Linked DNA regions of Homo sapiens: regions 1, 2 and 4 are each linked to region 3. Evidence: chromatin loops called from intact Hi-C (ENCODE). Cell type or tissue: heart right ventricle. All regions are shown on one strand.

Evidence for each region. Peaks named below come from ENCODE experiments on the same cell type or tissue, not always from the same donor. Only the 100,000 strongest peaks of a DNase experiment are listed, where the experiment ranks them.
Region 1: a loop joins it to region 3, with 3 times the contacts of the local background. A loop is called at or near these places in 14 of 110 quality-filtered maps.
Region 2: a loop joins it to region 3, with 3 times the contacts of the local background. A loop is called at or near these places in 14 of 110 quality-filtered maps.
Region 4: it touches region 3 in a loop (5-fold over the local background); 46 of 110 quality-filtered maps call a loop at or near these places.

What each region holds. Positions count from the first base shown.
Region 1 is chr5:158,159,952-158,164,951 of GRCh38, forward strand. No RefSeq gene overlaps it. Among named protein-coding and RNA genes, the nearest start is that of LINC02227, 250 kb to the right of the region's middle. RefSeq lists an enhancer at 2,070-3,518. In heart right ventricle, no CTCF peak of the experiment used is centred here; no DNase peak of the experiment used is centred here; H3K27me3 peaks cover 818 bases.
Region 2 is chr5:158,173,194-158,178,193 of GRCh38, forward strand. No RefSeq gene overlaps it. Among named protein-coding and RNA genes, the nearest start is that of LINC02227, 230 kb to the right of the region's middle. In heart right ventricle, CTCF peaks have their summits at 1,918 and 4,141; a DNase peak (open chromatin) is centred at 1,928; H3K27ac peaks cover 2,073 bases.
Region 3 is chr5:158,073,457-158,078,456 of GRCh38, forward strand. It overlaps the pseudogene LOC100128898. Among named protein-coding and RNA genes, the nearest start is that of CLINT1, 220 kb to the left of the region's middle. In heart right ventricle, a CTCF peak has its summit at 1,981 (motif pointing right); a DNase peak (open chromatin) is centred at 2,005; H3K4me3 peaks cover 569 bases; H3K27ac peaks cover 608 bases.
Region 4 is chr5:159,131,180-159,136,179 of GRCh38, forward strand. No RefSeq gene overlaps it. Among named protein-coding and RNA genes, the nearest start is that of LINC02202, 33 kb to the left of the region's middle. In heart right ventricle, a CTCF peak has its summit at 2,161 (motif pointing left); a DNase peak (open chromatin) is centred at 1,979; H3K4me3 peaks cover 475 bases.

The DNA of each region.
Region 1 (5,000 bases), 86 kb after region 3:
GGGTCAAGCACCCTGCAGAGCAGATAGCAATAGCAAAGTGTACTTTAATAACTCTCAGCTCCTGAGCAGCTCTGGGAGCCAAACTCGAGATTTCTAGTGCTGTTCCTCCTCGGCTTGCTGGCCTGAGGGGAGACCTGACTGATGGCTTTGAATATCCATCAACAAATAATAAATAATAATAATAATCTGTTTGCCGCAGGGTTTAGGAGCCAGGGAGGCTGGGTTTGCTGATGCTTTCTCCCTTCTTAATACAACCTTAAAGTCAATTTTGAGCAGAAACTATAGTAGCTCTGGGCCACATGCATTTCTTCTTGCCACCATCCTTAAGTCTGATTCCCCAGGTTGGGACTCAAGAGGGTGAAGTTGTGACATGAGTGGTGTGTTTGCGGTGACCCTGGATTCCCAGGTCCGGATGCCTGAGGTCTTCTTTCCTCAGAGGTACCGTATCTCAGGCAACTTCATGCTCTCAAACATCCCCATGTCCTGCTCCTCTCCCAGATTCTGGTTTGAAAAGACCCAGGTTGAGTCAAGGTCTTTGCGTGTGAGGGGGTAAACCCTCAGTAAAACATGCCCTCCATCTTGATTAAGACCTTGGGCTTTTCAGTCAGCATCCTTGGCTTTGAATGTGAATTTCTGCTCTTCCACTTCCGTGTGTGACCTTCAGCACACGACTCAACTTCCCTGAGCCTCAGTTCCCCATCTGTCAAGCAAGGATAATATTGATAGTGGTCATTATAATAGCAAGCATTAATTTAGTGCTTACTATGTTCCTGGCAGTGTTCTAAGCACTTCACCTGCCTTGTCTCCTTGTCTCACAGCAACCACATTAGAGGCGGGTAATATAATTGTCTTTGGCTTACAGATGGGGACATTGAGGCCGAGGGAGGTTAAGAAATGTGTGCTAGGCTACACAGGGGATAGGGGTAGGGCCAGAATTGGATACAGAACTGTCATGAGCTGAGTCCAAGCCTCTGTTTCAGATCTCCTGGATACTTAGTGGCAGTAAGCATGGGCATTATTATATCCAGGCTGAGGGGACAGGGGCAATACTTTCCTTTTAGAATATTGAATCAAAGTAAGCCTTTTTAATTCTGAACATTCAGGTCCAAGGAGATGGTTCACGTAGATAATTATCCTAAGGCTGCCCCAAGCTGCCACGGCCATTGCCCCTCCTCCACTCACCGTGCAGACCAGCACTGCCCTGGAGAGCCAGGCATGGAGTTTGCCTCTCTCAAGTGTCACCCCCTCAACAAGAGAGACCTGTGTTCTAAGATTCTTCATGGCACCCAGGCACATTGAAAAGCTTCTTCTTGATGCCCAGAGAGTTCAGCATGGTGAATGGACTCTGGGTAAAGTGTGATCTATCCATTGCAATGCTCTTTTAAATTTCAAATGCTTTTGACTGGGGAAAACTTTGAGACACCAGCTCCTTAGTGTGCCTTCATGTATCAAATTGCTTTCTTTTCAATTGCGAGTGGACAGGCCCCTCATTCACAGGAGGAGAGGCTGGAGTTAGGGCTTGACTGTCTGAGTTTGCCTTGGGCCAGCTGCTCTGGACTGCCCTGGATCATGAACTTCACTTGCAGAACTGTTCTGGGCTGTGGCTGGGAAAGGATATTTCTTTCTCAGTTGTGGTCACTGACCAAGGGGGCCCTCCTGTACTTTTTTTTTAGTTTTTTTGTTTGTTTGTTTGTTTTATTCTGTTTTGTTTTGTTTGAGACGAGATCCTGTTCTGTCACCCAGACTGGAGTACAGTGGTGTGATCACGGTCATGGTTCACCATGGCATCGACCTCCTGGGCTCAAGGATCATCCACCTCAACCTCTCAAGTAGCTGGTACCACAGGCGTAAACCACTATGCTCGGTTAATTTTTTTGTTTGTAGAGATGAGGCCTTGCTATGTTTCCCAGGCTGGTATTGAACTCCTGGGCTCAAGCGATCTTCTTGCCTTGGCCTCCTAAAGTGCTGGGATTACAGGCATGCTGACACTGCACCTGGCCTTCCTGTACTTTTGACAAGCTGGGAACCACTTGCTGTTTCTGCAGACTGCCTGCCACCTTCTTGCTCATTTCTGAGCCTCTTGGAGATGAATAAGTTAGCTGGGGTAGGAAGAAAAGTCCCCACAATCTCATCTCACTTCGTTTGGGCTTCCTGTTTGGCAGCTAGAGATAGAAGGGGAAGGGAGATTAACGGAGAGAGCCCATAGCCTATGATATGTCTCAGCTTTATGGTCTCCCTCATGAAGGAAGTGTGCCAGTGCCAGGCACAAAGTGGCCAAAACCCCAACCGTGGGAAGCACATTCCAACAGGACTTCTGGAAAATGATTCAGCTGCGCTCACTCCTAATCCAATTTAATGATCCTATTTTGATAGCATTACGTATTTATTTGCTGGTTAGGAGAAAAACCACCACCTCCCAAGGTCTCCCTGCAGGTGCTCTGAAAACAGGGCTACTGGAGGAGCCACTCTTCCTCCCCTCCATTCTGGGCTCAGGTCTTTAATGTGAAAATGTGGCCTTCAGACGTGCTGGGATATTTGAAAGGGCAGGGACCAGGGGTGGGGAGGGTGGCAGTGCTAAAAGTTCTAAACAAGCCAGCTGGGGCGGGAGTGTGGTCGTGAGGGAACATTATCTGGTGTGATTCTTTGTTTTCACGGTATCACCTCCTATTTCTCAGACCAACAGAATCACCAAGCTGTAAACGGCACACCTTACAAATCAGCGTCCCCTGACGTGGTTGGAGCGTTCATTACCAGCTGTAAAGGCACACCAGCAAGAGAGGTTGCTGTTCTGTAGCCCAATTTTCCATCGCAATAACCCAATTAACTGGTGTGTGTGTTTGTTTTACAAAGCTCCAAGCTACAATAAACCATACAGATACGCGGGCTGCAGAAAGCTCTGTAATTAGGACAAGGTGTACAAATTAAACTACTCTTTTTAAACTTCAAACCAGCTAACTTCTGACATACTGTACTGCTGGGGCTTCTGGGACTGAACCCAATTAACATCTTAGTATTTTATAAGCATCGTTTTAATTGCATTTGTATGCAATCTTCTCTCCAAGTGCCTTTCAAGGTGCTAGTCCTTGTTCAGCTTTTATTACTTTGGTGATTTAAATCTTCTCTCTCGGAGGTTCCCGTTAATAATGACTACTGCTACCTCAAATGCTGGTCCAACATAAAACTCGTCTCTCGGAATAATTATGCTTTAAAACAGTTACATTTAACTTTATTATTACATTTTTAATTTTTTTCTCTGTTTGAACATTATGCCCTTAAACGTTTTATCAACCTGTCAGCTCTTGGAAGGGCTGGAAAGGAGATTCTCTTTGAGAACTGGGATCATGGCCTAAACATTTTTTTTTTCCATTCCTCTGCTCACCTTTAGTCTGGAGTAAAGGTGTTTGGTGCCATGGTGATGAGGGGGTATTTGAATGAGTGAATTTGTTTTTTTTTTTTTTTTTTTTTTTTTTTTTTAGTGTCCTTGTGGGTTTTGGGGCATCTTTGTCTATATTTCGGGCATTTTATTCCTGTACAAAATCTAAGGTGGCACCAAACAAAGCAAGGATCAGGATAATATTTTAATGCGATATTTAGAAAAATAAATAAAATCAGGAAACTCTGATCTACAGGCCAGCTGCCTATTTTTGTAAATACAGTATTTTTGGAAACGAGATCATGGTTGGGGTGAGCAGAGTGAGGCATCTTGCATCAGTGCAGAGTAGCTAGTTCCTGCGTTTAGTTAAAATTTTGAAATTGTATTTGTCATAGGTTGTTTTGTGCATTCACTTCTATTTAAAAAATATTTCATTACAATATTATTTATCTTGATTCCTGAGTTTTGGGTGCCCCCTTAAATTGTGCACCCAGATGAGTATCTCATCTGCCTCCCCCTGGTCTTGGCCCTGCTATCATAAGTACAAGGAAGGCTTTAAAAGGGATTTCAACAGACGAAGAAGCACTGAAGGAAAAATTTCACCCAGTGAAAAAAAATGTAGGGAAAAACCCAGCCATATGTTGGTTTATTTCCAAGTACAGTGTGCATAGAAGTCCTCACTCCCTGCTAAGAAGCACCCAAAGCACTGGAGATGCCTGAGTTTATGGGAACAACCCAATGACAAACTCTCCTCCTTCGTAACCCCGAACCACAAAAGCAAGATGTTTTCATAATTTCCCGTCGATGCTTCTTATTGCAAAAAGGAGTTAGGAAAAATGAGTACTAATGCTGTATTCAATTAGGATTTCTGTTATCTGGATAAAAATATACAGTCTTGAGCAGGCAGTGAGATCCTCCTGGAATATTTTAAACCTTTTTGCTTGATTGAGTGTCTTGTCAAACAAAACTGGCAGCCTCTCTCCCAGAGCTGCCTGAATCTATGCAGATATGATTTCTATCATGCCTTTATTATGTGTAGTCTGTAATAAGGATGAGCACATATAAATCATCTCTGGATGGCAGTTAGGATGCAATACTCAAAGGGGAAAGACATTTCTGCTTTCAAATGTCTAGCGATTTCAGATATAATATAGCAAGTCTCCCCTGAACTGCACTATCTCAATTCTACTCAAGCCCTTCTGTGGGAGAATGAGACTTTCATATCTTTCTTTGCAAGATTCACTAGTGAGATAAGAATTGTGTCACTAAGACCAGAGTGCTGTATCTTTTTGGTTAGTCTGATATCAAAGTTGCATTTGAAAAGAGGATCCTTTCGTAATTTGATTCAAGAGGCTGGCATTGAGGGTGTGTGGAGAGACCTTAGGTTTTGGGTCTGCTTTGTGCCAACGGGGCACAGGTCTTGAAGTGGGGAACTAGCAAACTGATGATCTGAATCTGCAGCAAGGAGCAATTGCCCTTCTAGTGACATTTCAAAGGGTCATTCTCTTCACTGAATCAGGAACTGAGTCATAAATATGTCAATCTCCTATGACACAAAGGGTAGTTTGGCAGGAAAACAATAATGAAAACAAAACAGCACTGCACGGTGAAACTTGAGGGCTTCTGA
Region 2 (5,000 bases), 100 kb after region 3:
GAGTCTCACTAGCTGACATTAGGGTGAAAAGTGCATATGGAGAAATACCAGTAAGAACTTCAGTGGGACTGAAACTATGGATCATATGTAATGGGGAGTTGGGCCTTCTGGGTCATAACGGTGCAAAGAAGAGGCCTTTTCTGAAAGCCCTTGGAGCAGGTCACATATATATTCAGACATCCAGAACATCAGCATGTCCCTTAACCTAGTTTTCTCATTTAAGTTCAAGAAAGAAACCTGATTCCTGCTCAAGGCTCTTATTGCAAAATCTTAGAACTGGAAGGGACTTCGGAGATGACCTAACCCGACAAATATATAATATTCATCTTTCTACTGTCCAATCCTGTGCCCATAGCAATGGCAGCCATTGCTAATGGATGACAGTGTTCTCTCTGGAAAGGCCTAAATGCAGCCTCAGAACCCTTTAATGCCTAGTGATCCAAGCAACAGTGGAGTTGACCACCAACTCCAACCAGGACCTTCAACGTTTAGCTTCGCTCTCTTCACATGCTTCCTTCTTGGGTCTGTAGGATGAGGGACTTGGGGAATCTCGCATGGGCAATACAAGAATTTCTGTCTTCATTTGATGTTACCAGGAGCAACTGGAGATCTTGGGAAAAAGCAAATAGGTCAGGAGATATGAAGTTAGGGTCTAGTCTTGGTATTGCCACAAAGGAGCTGAGGGATCATAGGCAAGACACAAGCTCTCTGGACCTCAGTTTTCCTCATCTGTAAAATGAAGGGCTTGAGAGGACTACACAATGGCCCTGGGCCTTCTTTCAGAAGTGTGGCCTTGGGATGTTTTTGGTATGTTGAGATATATAGTGCTGATAGATGTTCCCTGCTCCTGAGAGGCAGGGTCTATGTTGTGCACATGCCCTACTCCAGCAAGGGCAAGCATGGGACCATCCCGCTGCCCCTCCATACTCCCATGCCTGTAGCAGACATTGACAGTCATTCACAGCACTCTTTTCTGCCCCATATGGATTTGATCTTAGAATCCTTCTCACTCTCTTTGGCAAGGGGTCTGAGCAGCCACCACCAACTGATCAGAGTTTGCAAGAGAAAAGAAAACCATCTGCCATCTGTTATGGGCTGAATTGTGTTCTTCCAGAAGTTGATGTTGAAGTCATAAACCCCCACTATCTCAGAATGCGGGCATATTTGGAGATAGGGTCTTTACAGAAGGAAAGACGAAACCGTGATAGAAAAAGGAAAGAGAAAGAAAGATTGCCACTTAACTCCAGATGGAGCCTAAGCCATCCTCTAGACTGCTTTGGGAAATTCTATTTTGTTTTGCTTTGGAAAAAATCACCTGAAGGCTGGGCGCGGTGGCTCACGCCTGTAATCCCAGCACTTTGGGAGGCTGAGGCGGGCGGATCACAAGGTCAGGAGATCGAGACCATCCTGGCTAACACGGTGAAACCCCATCTGTACTAAAAAAATACAAAAAACTTAGCCATGTGTGTGGCGGGTGCCTGTAGTCCCAGCTACTTGGGAGGCTGAGGCAGGAGAATGGCGTGAACCTGGGAGGCGGAGCTTGTGGTGAGCCGAGATGGTGCCACTGCACTCCAGCCTGGGCGACAAAGCGAGACTCCGTCTCAAAAAAAAAAAAAAAAAAAAAAAAAAGTCACCTTAAGTCCCAAGCATCAGACGCAGACTGTTGGCTCACCTAGAACGTTCTAGCTTTTTCTAGGAACTAAGGCCACAGATGGAAACAAAATCAGGCACTGGAGAAATAGGGGTGATTGGAAGACACTTAAATCTTCAACAAGGCTAAAGGGTTAAATCACATTTTTTCAGACCTGTTGGGGTTTGACTGGCTGAGACTTAAAAAGAGAAGCTGGGAACCAGGGAGCCTGCAGCTGGGAAAGTTTTTCTTCTCGCCTCTCAGCTAAGGGTCTGGCATTTCACCTGCTAGATGGCGCTGTCCTCTAAGGAAAGGCACCAGCTCAGCTTGAATGGGGGCTCAGTCAAGGAAACAGGGAACAACTAAAGTTGAAAAGAATTGATGGGCGGGAGTAGAGGGGATGGAGGCAGCCCTTTCCCCAGCAGCAACATCTCCTTCTGTGGTAGTGGCTCTTGTTCTCTTTATAGCTTTTATTTTGCAGTGTGGGAGTTTTGTATACTTCATCTGAAAAGTTACAGGGCCTTTGCTCTGAAGGAAAGTGAATAAGAAAATGAGCATGTGTGTGTGTGTGCGCACGTGTGTGTTTTGTGTATTATTGTCAGGAGGCAGGGATGGTCATGGAGGTCCCACCCCAAGGCTGCAACCTACAAATGACACGTCTCAGCCCTGGTCTTTGGCCTTGACTTACACCAGATCAGTGGGAAAAAGAAACAGTAAGTCCTTTCTCTATCCTGCCTGTAGAACCAGATGCCTGGGACTCTTGGTGGCTTTGCTCTGAAACCTTCTAGCTCAGCTCCATTTAGGGGCAAACTGCATGTAGGCACTGAGACCTCCGTTTCCGTGCAATTTTATTGTTAGACTGACAGGCTGGCTCCTGGTCTGCATGTGAAATCAGGGACACAGCCTGCAACTACTCCCACTCTATCAGCAGCCAGAAAGAAGGAAAACAAAGATAAGGGGAGGGGTGATGGGGGGATGGAAACCAGGAGGGGACCCATGAGGGAGGGGAGGGAGGAGCAGAGAGAGGAGACAAGGGACAAAGAACAGAGGTGAAAGATGAAGGGTGTGGGGAAGGGAGAGTGGGGCAAGGATGACCAGGTGTCCAGAAAGGAAGAAAAGGGCAATGGGGAGAGGCCACTGGGAAGCAGAGAGGCCGGCAGGCTGGCAGAAGTGGGAAGAAGACACAAGTGAAGGGAGGGGAGGGAGGCTTCCTTAAGCAAACAGGAAGACAGGAGGAAGGGAAGTCTAGTAATTAGGGAAAAGCTGACCAAAACCCAGAAAGGAGGAGAAGACTACTACAGTAAGGAAGCTGCAGAAAAGCCAGGCAGGAGATAGAGACAAGGAAGCTTTGAGGCAGGAGGCTCTGGAAACAAGGGAGGCAGAGAGCAGAGCTGAGCTAAGAAAGGAAAAAATCCAGGAGAGGGAACCAGGAAAACAACACAAATGAGAGTGAAGGAACAGGGAAAGAGCCATTAAAAGAATGCTTACCTTATAGTCGTAAAAACTGGAATGTGTGTGTTTTGGCCTGCGGCCATTGTCCAGGAAACACAGTGTGGCTTTTAAGCAAGTTGTGGAGTGGCGGCATCCACATGTTAGTAGCTCGCCCTGGTCTGCTGCTTTGCAATGCAGCTGTGCGGAGCTGCCCTCTTGTTGGCTGGCAGCCTGGTGCTGGGGACATCTGATGGGGTCTGCTGTTTGGACAGAGGGGCATGCCTGCTCCATTTATGGTGCTCCAAGTTCAGGCATCAACATCTTTTCCAGGACAAGAGTTGAGATGTGGTCCCTTTGAGGATGTTTCTCGGAGGGACTGTGGTTGAGGTTCTCAGAGGGCAGAGGGGGAGACATGGTTAAAGGCCATAGAGGGTGGAGATTTAGGGAACGGCCTCTGGAGTCTGATGGCCACCATTCAGTTCCTCGTTTTATCAATTCACTGCATAAACTAGCTCATGTCACTTCATCTCTCTAGACCTCTCTGGGCCTCAGCAACTCATCTGTAAAATGGGGTCGCAATCATACCTGTCTCATAGGGTTCTGTCTGGTAAGGCTTAACTGAGATGATCATGTGTCTATCAGAGTGGCTAGCTCATATTAATGCTCACTCAATGTTAGTATGCTTATTGCTGTTAGTGTGATGTTAGCATATTAAATGTTAGTAGGATTCTGTGTATGATCATTAAGGACTATATAACTGTATGGGTGTCTGTGTGTGTGTTCTGGGGGACTGGTCCTTAATGCAGACTAAGGGGCTTAGATTTGAGGATATTTTATCATGAGAATTATCTGTGCAAAGCATTGTTTGGGAAAATAAATCCAGTGGTGACACATGGGCTTCTCTGGGGAGCAGGGAGACCATTTTGGTGACCAGAGCATGCATGAGAGAATGGGGTCCTGAACTAGGGGACATGGGTGCTAAAAAAGATTTAAAGGGCATTTTGAGAGACACCCCAAATCCAAAGAACTTTATGATTGGATGGGTAGGTGGTAGGAGAGGGAAATTTGACTCCAAGGTTTTGAGACCAAGAACAGGAGTAAGAGGGAGCTCTCAAGCTAAGAATGATTTTTACACTTTCAAAGGATTGAAATAAGCCAAAAACAGAAACAAAGGTATATGGCAGAACTGGTATGTGGTCTGCAAAACCTAAACTATTTACTATTCAGCCATTTACCAAGTTACCTCACCCCTGGTCTGGCCCAGGGACTCAAAAGACTCTGCCCCAGAAACAGAGAAGTCTGGAGGGATTTTTGACAGAGTGTCCCCCAGAAAATCAGAGTGATGGGACTAGCGCTGGAGCAGGATTGTACGAAGAATACATCAGTTTAAGAGTCACCTATTCATCCAACAAATAGTTTTTCAGTGTGAGCTGGGGAGATAGATCCGCTGTGACTTCTGGCTACTTGTGATGCCGGCCAAGTTATCAACCTCTGTAGGTCTTGGTTTCCCCACTTGTAAAATCAAGATAATAACAATGCTTACCTCCTGGATTTTTTTTTTCCTGTGGGGGGAGGAGGACTAAGTGCAATATGACATGTAAAGCATTTAAACAGTGGCTGTCACACACCTGCAATAAACATGAGCTTTTACTATTATGGAGGACCTAGAAGCCCAGAACTAGAAATAAACATGGGCATTTGCAAACCTGCAGTAAAAGACGGATTTGTCCGGGAAATAACAGTAAGCAAATATCAGTTGCCATTATCATCATCATCAATAGGATTACTCCTTTGCTGTTGTTAGAACTTCGGAGACTTGTCTTGGGATCCCACTGCCCTCATCTGTAAAGCACTTGCTTTATTTAGATTCCTTCCAACTCTGTCTTTTAATATTTTTAAATCAATGTCCTTCTTCTTCTGCATTTGCCTTCCTCCCTTC
Region 3 (5,000 bases):
AGGAGACCTAAGTATGGGAAGATGAAGAAGCTTGCCCCAATGTCACCCAGATAGTAACTGATAGTTCTGAGATTTGAACCCAAGCAGTCTGGCCTTAGAAACCACACTTGTCTACTAACTACCCCAGCTGTCAGCACCCATTCCTCCATTTCTTAAAAATAGTTAACTCTTTTTGGTTTGTGAAACTTTAAGAAAATACAGTAGCTCTGCTTAATGTGAATGTGTTGATTCTCAAACTCATTGACTGAATTTTCTAGAATAGTTAGATAACTAAGAAAGCAGGAAGCACTGAAGCGTGTTGAGTTTGGACTTAGACAGTTATGAGCCACCTACTAGCTGTATGCTCTTGGACGAGTTATGTTACTTCTTTAAATCTCAGTTTATTCATCAGTGAAATGGAATAATATGCTTACCTCATGGGGTGCGGTGAGGATTCAATGAGAAAACCATATGAAGACCTCAGACAGTGCCTAGAGAATGAGGAAACACACCAATAATTAGATTTTAAAAAATTATTATAGACAATTATTTTGCCATAATAGGGATTGTCTTAGTGCAGGTATCCTATTAAACATGCTCTATGAGCATCTTTTTTTTTTTTCTTTTTTTTTTTGAGACGGAGTCTCACTCTTGTCACCTAGGCTGGAGTGCAATGGTGCGATCTCAGCTCACTGCAACCTTTGCCTCCTCGGTTCAAGGGATTCTCCTGCCTCAGCCTTCTGAGTAGCTGGGATTCCAGGTGCCTGCCACCATGCCCGGCTAGTTTTTGTGTTTTTAGTAGAGACAGGGTTTCACCATGTTGGCCGGGCTGGTCTCAAACTCCTGACCTCAGGTGATCCACCCGCCTTGGCCTCCCAAAGTGCTAGGATTACAGGCGTTAGTCACCGTGCCCGGCCTATGAGCACCATTTTTTAATCACCTTCATTTTGTAATTAATGACTGGATTGTTTTATCTGATGAATGACAGTCTCTTTCACTGAACTATAAACTTCACTGGACTGTGAACACCATGTATGTATTTATATCATCCAGTCTTCATGCCAGGGCCTTATTTGGTACCTGGGTGTCCCGAGGGAATATTTTGTGTTCCGTAATGAACAAAGATTGGACATTTTACAATATAAAACATTTTAAGGATAACTCTGGATATAGGAACATTAGTTTACAAAATCAAATTGGGGATTAATTCTGTGCCATTTGGAATCAATATCATCTGATGGGTGTTTTTCTGCTCCAGGTTTGGTTCTGGACTGACTGGATTTTACATCAGTGTCTCTCAGACCACATCTTCCCCCTATTTGCATTTGACCTTCCTCTTTGTCTGGGGGACCCCATCTGAAAAGTCCCCCCCAGCAGTGGCCCATGCTGTATTTCACCAAAAAAGATCTGTATTTAGAAGGAACATTTACACGTTATTGGTGTCTCTCTGAGAGCGTAAGGTGCTTACCATATAGCTTGGCACAGTTTTCATTAAAGAGAAGAACAAAGAGAGGCAAAACATGAGGAAATTACTAAATTCCAACATGAAACTGAGAAGATATGCCCCTACACTTGCCCTCATAAACATTAAGCATTTTTTTATGGTGACATTTTTAGCCCATTCTGAAATGTATTGATTTGTTTCCTGTGAGTCATTGTCTGTTTCTGCTTTCTATGTTAAAAAACATATTAAATATCAATGTGATGATATAAATATATACGTGTGGGTGGATGGGCGGGTGAAAGGAATTTTCTTTCAAATTCTAAGAAGGGAAATAGCTTTTTCATAGGTTCCCACATCATCCATCAACTCATCACATCCTCAGTCTACTGCATTTCCCCCCTCGACACAAAACTGAATAATCACTCTGGTTTTAAAGCTTGAGAGAAAAAGTTTCAGAAGGTTCTGGAGATGGCCTGTTATTTGGGAGACAGCTGAAGTTTTTGTAGCTCTAATTCTGGGTTGAGGGGACGTCCAGCCGCTATCTCCATTTTGAGCAGTAGAGGGCAGACGTCTCCACTCCCGCCTGCCCAAGATCACCCCGGCAACTTTATGTTTATGCAAACAGCCTTTGACATAATAGCTTTGAAACAGCTGAAAATTGAATTGTGCCTTGAGGCCAAACATCTAGACCACCACCTTTGTTATATTCATCTGCCACAGTAAATTGGGTTCACCATTGGCTCTGGGAGCTGCTTTTTCCTCGATTCTAGTCCCACATAACTTTGCGCAGGAGAAAGACAAATGCGACTTCCTCACACAAAACGTTGGCAGGGTTTCATTTCACAAACTCTTATCTGAGGGGCTGGAGATTGCTGTGTGGATTTCTCCAGCCAACTGAAGAAAATAAAGGGGAAACTGGAAAGCTAAACCAAATCCATCTAATTCTGGAATATCTCTGTGGGTTTCCATAGCTTTTTAGCTTCTCCACTTAATCTAATTAGGACTTTGCCTCCCGAAATAAATACCTAATAAAGAATGAACCTATTAAAAGACTAAATTTACTACACACACGTTTGTGCGAACCCTCTGCCTGTTTCCTTGAAGCGGTAATGCCGATGAAATTGAACGTTGTTTGACTGGGTAATGGTCTCCCGCTGTAAGACGGATTATAGAAAATAAACATGGATGGGGGGGTGGGGGGCGGGGAAGCCAGCCGCTTTATTGAATTCCGCTGATGATAATGCCATCACCTGAAATCGCTGCCTGAAAAGAGTGTCAATGGGGGAGAAGCAGCAGCAGCAGCCAGAGCCAATTTGCAACTGGGTAACAGTTCATTTTAGAAGTAATTTTATTCTGTTTTGGGTTCACTGCCCTGGTTTGGGGGGTTAACAGAAAGTAGATTTTTAAAAGAAATCTGATTGTGGGCCTCATGGATGCTTTTCAAAGGAGGGCATTTAGGCATTGACTAATTGATTGGTTCATTTGTTTATCAATAAATATTTCATAAAGGCCTACTCTGTGTGAGGCGCTAGTTAGGAGCTGGGGATTTGATAATGAGCAAAGCAGGTTTGCCATCACTCTACTAAAACTTAGAGTCAGCGCAGGAGGTAGAATTCATTCATTAGCAAATATTTATTAAGCACTCACTTTGGATCAGGCTTATAATCAGAAAATAACTATACAATTACAACCTGGATGAGTATTATGAAGGCTCGGCAGTGAGGTTGCTGGACTGGATGTCCACTATTTCTTTGAAGAACAGTTTTAAGGAAAATCATGTAATATCAAACAGACCCTCAGATCAGTATGGAGGTCAGAAGATTACAGAGTTTATTAGCATGTTTGTGAGTTCACTTAATGGGTTCAAATTCAATTACCAAACTTCTCTGGACCTCAGTTTCCTTATCTTGATAGAAGTTTCTAGTAATTCCTGTCCAATTTGCCCAATAGGATTGACGTTTGAGTAAAATGAGAGACTAGGCATGAAAGTGCTTTGTAGTTGTTGAAAATAAGAGAAATTATTATTAACGGCACGTGCTCTTCTAGGGTGTACCCACAGGATCTTACAATATTCTTGGGTAGACAAGAGGAATACAGGTTGATCAATGGTGAGTAATTCAAACAGTTTAGGGAAAGTGGTAAAGTATATGGCACAGAAGATATGTTGAATGAGGTCAGGGAGAAGTCAGGCCTGGAAAAATGGATGGGGTTTAGAAAGAGAAGAGCAGAAGTCTGAAGCCAGTTTGCATTTGGGGCTCATGGGATGCTGGTGTTCACACTGGCAGTTGGAACACACAGCTCAAGTTTAGAGTGGTGCCACAGGCACCGCCTATGATGGGAACTGATGGGAACATTCACATTTTACCCCACTTTCCTGAAAAGACAATGCTTAAAACCAGAACTTCTTAAACCTGTGTAATATATGGACTTTTTTTTTCTTTTTCTTTTTATTCGACACATAATTATTGTACATATCTATGGGATAGAGAGTGATATTTTCACACATGTATACAATGTATAATGATCAAATCAGGGTAATTAGCATAGTCATCATCTCAAACATTTATCATTTGTGTTGTGAACATTCAGAATCCTCTCTTCCAGTTTTCTTAAAATATACACTAAATTATAGCTAACCGCATTCACCCTATATTGTAGCAGAATATGGAAACTCTTTCCTTCTATGCAGTTTTGTGTCTATTAACTAGCATCTCCCTATCCTCCCCTCTCCCCCTCCTTCCCAGCCTCTAAAAACCACAGTTCTACTCTCTGCTTCTATAAGCATATTTTTAAAAAGTTTCCATGTAGGAGGGAGAACATGTGGTATTTGTCTTCTCGTGCCTGACACTTCACTTAACATATTGTCCGCTAGGCTCATACATGTTGCCACAAATAACAGGATTTTATTCTTTTTTATGGCTAAATTGTATTCCACTCTCTGTATATACCATATTTTCTTTCTTTTTCCTTTTTTTGAGGTTGGAAATGGAAACATTTTATTGTGGGATATACATACCACTATTACTGTTATGAAGACTTTTTTACGTAGTGACACCTTGTATTATGGAATCTATATAGTTCTATACTATAATCAAGACATTTATACAAAGTGACACTTTGAGATATGGTTGGCCCCTTTAGCTGGATACCAATGAAGACTGGCATCCACACATTCACAGGCATGTTTATTCTTCATCCTAGTGTTAGGGTTTCTGTTTATTCCGCTTGTACTTCCCTTGGCAGACAGCGATTACATTTTACCTCAGCACCATCTTGTCAGTGCCAAAGAACTTGCATTTGCCAAGGAATCAATCTCCTGGGATGCAATGTCATGAAGTGGAATGGTATAGTCTATTCGATAAAGTCATCATTTTTTTGCATTTCCTTGACAGTTTAATTTTTACCACTTTTATATCACGTGTTTTCACCAGAATTTTGCCATGTTACATAACCACAGGCAACCCAGGCTAAATGTTGACCTGGCTTCATGTTTTGGAGATACATTTCTCAAAATGTCTGGAATATTTTGTGCTTCTAGTGATTCCTTCATGGACTTGAGTTTTTGATCAGATGTGTT
Region 4 (5,000 bases), 1.1 Mb after region 3:
AAAGAAGATAATGGAATCATCAACACTGATCAGCATCAGGAACAAATGGGGCTGGAGGAAACCTGAAGAATTCTTCAGAAAATCTCAAGTAAGTCTGCCAGCAGAAACTAACCATGCCTCACATTTGATTTCCACTGGTATATTTAGTATATTTCATGAAGTTGTGTAATATCTGCCCACCCTGCTTTGAATTTCAGCATAGTTACAGTGATGAAAACTAACAAAAAACAAACAAAAAACCCCCAAGAGATTCTTACTCTGATTTGGGGGTGGGGCCTGGGGGGTACAGTATAGTTCAACATAATTTGTTATAGAAAAAAAAGTTTCTATTGATTCATAATCAACCTTTTCAATGATGATTTTTTTGGGGGATGTGATCTCTCTGGACTTTTTTTTGGGAAAACATTGTTTCCTGCTAGACAAAGAGCAGTCTGTTTTGAACAGTGAAACTGACCTCTCAGCTTTTGAGTTTCTAATAGCAAATTAAATCTACCTCACCAGGAAAAGAAAATTATGAAGAGGTAACTTTTATAATGCAGGAAATAATTGGTGTATTGATCTTTATGAATTTCCTGATTTCTTTACCTTATAATGGTTTTCCTTAATGGCAACACATGCATTAAGAAAACAAAGCACATTTGATGGAAATTCGTTGTCTTCCCCTTTTTAAATTATTTAGTAACATTGGGCAGCTAAGAAATTGTTTCTGCTTCTATAAAACCCCCTATGCTAATTGTGGCCAGCAAATTAGTAATTATAATAGATGATACAAAGCAGGAAAGGGCTAAACTAATGTTAGGGAGTAAAGAATGCAATTAGATGGCTCAGCCTAACGCATCTTCACTCTGAATCTCTGTGAAGAAGGAAGAAAAAAGCTCTGCACCAAAATTAAAGGGGACTCGTTTTCTGATTGTGTCCTAGGGGATTTGGAGAAAGCTCAAGCAATTTGAAGGATACCCTCAGGTTGTACTCAGCAGAATTCCTGACCTCTGCCACATCCTATCTATCATGAGCCTTTATCAGGAGGAGATGGCACATCACAAGCCATTTGGTGGCACGTAATTGCTTCGACATTGACAGCAGAGGGGTATATATCACCTCCTCTGTTAAAAAGAGAGTGAGTGTTTTAAGTGGAAGAAGACTGAATGTAAAGGCAAATTTAAATAAACATTAAAGGGAAGTTAAACCAATACAAAACTGAAATGGATACCAAAATAAAATGAAAGCTTAAATATATGTTGAAGAAAACATTTAATAATGTATGATTTCTAATCATGCCCTTTAGAAATATTGAAGAATCAAGAATAAGAAAAAAAAAAGAATCTTATAGCTTAGAACAGCTTATAAAAGCATGAGACTGGTTTTGGACGGTACATGAAGTATTGTGGTTGGTTTTGTAAACTGCACAGAGAGAAAGGTCTTCTCAGTCTCAATTCTTCTGCTGACATTGAAAGGAAAGTCTCGGGGCTGGTCTGTCTTCAACTCCTCTTCAACACTGCCAAATCTCCCTTTTAAAAAAAGGAGGAAAAAAGAGTAGACTCATGCTCTGAGCCTTTGGCAAACAATCGCTTGAATTTAATTATATTACGTTGTTTTTATTACATTTATTTTTGTGGTTACCTTTATTTATGGCAAGTGAACTGGTTTCCACTTGTGATGGGCCTATGACATTTTTTTCTTTATTTACATTTTAAAAAGCTGAGTCAACTTAAAAACAAGTACTATATAAATAAAAGCTCTGAGTTTAAAAACAAAACAAAACAGAAAAATCAGTAGTGGGTTCAATGTCGTTGGACAAAAATCTTGTAAGGGGCACTGAAATAATTTTAGTTGAAAAAACATCAGTTTAAAGTCATAGACTACGAGAGCTTGAAGAGACTAAGAGCAGGCAATCCAAGTCTCCTCCACATGTGGAAACCAAGTCCAGAGACGGAGCAGTAACTGCCCGGCTCCCACGGCTTGTAATCGCAGAAACAAGCTTTAAGCCGGCTGCCTCCTTCCTCGTTGCTTTTACCATTATTTAATTTGTAGGCTTCACAAAGGCTATATGTGTTGAAATTGGCTAAATGTGCCCAGTCTAGAAATGAGTCAAAGTCAAGAGGCAGGCCACCAAGGAATTTATGTCTTTACTGATAAAATTTGTGCAACCTGCAAAACCACAGTGACATCTAGTGGTATTCCTTGAAAATGCAACTTTAAAAATATTTTTACATATTTAGAGGGTACAAGCGCAGGTTTCTTACATGCTTAGTAGTGAAGTCTAGGCTTCACTACTGGGTGCCCATCACCCAGATAGCGAACATTGTACACAACAGGTAGTTCTTCAACCCTCACGACCCTCCCACCCTTTCACCTTTTGTAGTGTCCAATGTCTATTCCACTCTGTATGTTCCTGTGTATCCATTGATCAGTTCCCAATTATAAGGGAGAACATGGGGTATTTGACTTTCTGTTTCTGAATTATTTCACTGAGGATAATGGCCTCCAGTTTCATCCATGTTGCTGCAAAAGACATGATTTTATTCTTTTTTATGGCTAAGTAGTATTCCGTGGTATATCTTTACTTCATTTCCTTTATCCAATCCTCCATTGATGGAGACAGTCAGGTTAACTCCATGTCTTTGCTATTGTGCATAGTGCTCTGATAAGCATATTAGTGCAAATATCTTTTTTTATATAATTGTTTCTTTCCCTTTGGGTTTATACCCAGTAGCAGGATTGCTGGATCAAATGGTAGTCCTATTTTTAGTTCTTTGAGAAATCATACTGTTTTCCATAAAGGTTGTATTAATATGCATTCCCACCAACAGTGTATAAGCATTCTCTTTACTTCACATCCTTGCCAACATCTATTGTTTTTAGACTTTTTAATAATTGCTATTCTGTCTGACTGTTGTAAGATAATATCTCATGGTTTACTTTGTGAAAATGCAACTCTTGATGCAACCCTTGACTTAAGCAGGCTTGTCATTAAAAAGGAAACATTGTTTTGTAGAATATCTCGTAGTGTGGGTTTGTCTATTTCCTCATGATTAGATTATTCTTAACAAGAATATCTCAGAGGTGAAGGAGTATCTTCCTTAGTGCATTATGTCAAGAGGTACATGATGAAGGCTTGTTCTATCATTGGCGATGCTAACTTCAGTCACTTGGTTACCGTGTTATCTCCCAGGTTTATCTCCTGTAGAGTTACTGTTCTTCCTTTCTTAATGATTTGAGGGACAATATTTTGAGGCTATATAAGCATCATTTTCCTTTTCAAACTTTCATCCACTAGTTTTAGTATCCATGGATAATTCTTGCCTAAATCAATTATTATTATAATAGTTGCAAAATGATAATTTTCTAATTCTGTCATTCCTTTCTCCATTTTATTAGTTAACATTTTACTCAAAGAGGGGCTTTCCCGATTCGCTTATGCATGTTTGCATTTATTTATTAGAATAAACTCATGAATGCTTACACAATCTACAATCTATGGATCTAGAATTCATGAGTCTATCATGAATAGGTTATATAGTAGATATTATATATCTTTAGATATATTATAGAGTACATATGCATGTATAGATTATGTCTAAATCTATAATCTATTGGTATTGTTATGTATTTCTTTTTAAAAATATAAATGTAGAACATCACACACTGGGGCCTGTTGGGGGTTGGGGGCTAGGGGAGGGAAAACATTAGGAGAAATACCTAATGTAGATGATGGGTTGATGGGTGCAGCAAACCACCATGGCACATGTATACCTATGTAACAAATCTGCACGTTCTGCATATGTATCCCAGAACTTAAAGTATAATAAAATAAATAAATAAAAATATAAACGTTTTGAAAGTCAAAATGGCGTGAAGAATTGTTTCGGATTAAGGAGACCAAAGAGACATGACAACTGAAAACAATGCATAATCCCGGGGTCAATTCTGCAAGGGACCTCAGGGGAGGCGCTGCAAACTGAAGGACATTATTGCGATGATGGGTGAAAGCTAAATAATTCTGTGAAGTAGATACTGCAGATTAAATAATAATACTGTACCTGTGTTACATTGTTTGGTTTTGATCATTTTACTGTAGTTATGTAAGAAAATGTCTTGCCTTAGGAAATACACACTGAAATATTTAGGGTTAAAAGGGCATTACATCTGCGGCTTATGCTCAAGTGGTTCAAAAATAATAGTGTGAGAGTGTGTGTGTGTATTGTGAAGAAATACAATCAAATACATCCTATTGTAATAGGATAATCAAATGTTGCAAAATGTTAACAACTGGTGAATCTGGGTGAAGGGTACATAAAAGTTCTAGCAACTTCTGTAAATTTGAAATTAAATCAAAATAAAAGTTACAAAAAAAGGTAAAATAAGATTTTAAAGAATTTTAAATTGTCTTTTTTTTTAAAAAAAAAAAAAAAAAGAGCAAAATAAACAAGTAAACTTGCACCTAGAAGCTTGAGAATGTCAAAGTCCTGTTAAGTTTCTTTCCACTGCTGCATACAGTTTGAGATAAAGTGCCGCTCTTTTCATTAGGGAATTACCTTGCTAGTCAAGGAAATCTATTATAAATTACTAGTTCAAATTCCCTAGATGCCTGAAAAATTCCTCAAAGGTACACACAATTTTATAAAAATTCACACATTTAATGTCATCACATACAGAAAACTGGCTATCCAGGTTGGGTCCTGGCATTGAACCCAACCAACCAACCATCTATGTTTGGACTAGAGGAAGCTGGCGATGAACAAATAAACAAAAGCTCCTCTGAAATATAATTATCCTCATCTTAAAAGGAAAAGAAACTGGAGTGCTGGCGAGGATGCAGTGGTGAGAGTGAGTCACTGGATCTGGAGTCGCTTCTTAAGGTGGTGCACCAGCCCTACCCACGACCTCATGGTTGTGAGTATGTGTCTAGCCTCCTCTCTCATGATTCCCCCTCTCTGCCCTCTTTCCTTAGCCTCTTCCACCCGCTAAGGAAACTGGAGTGCTGGCCAGGATGCAGTTGA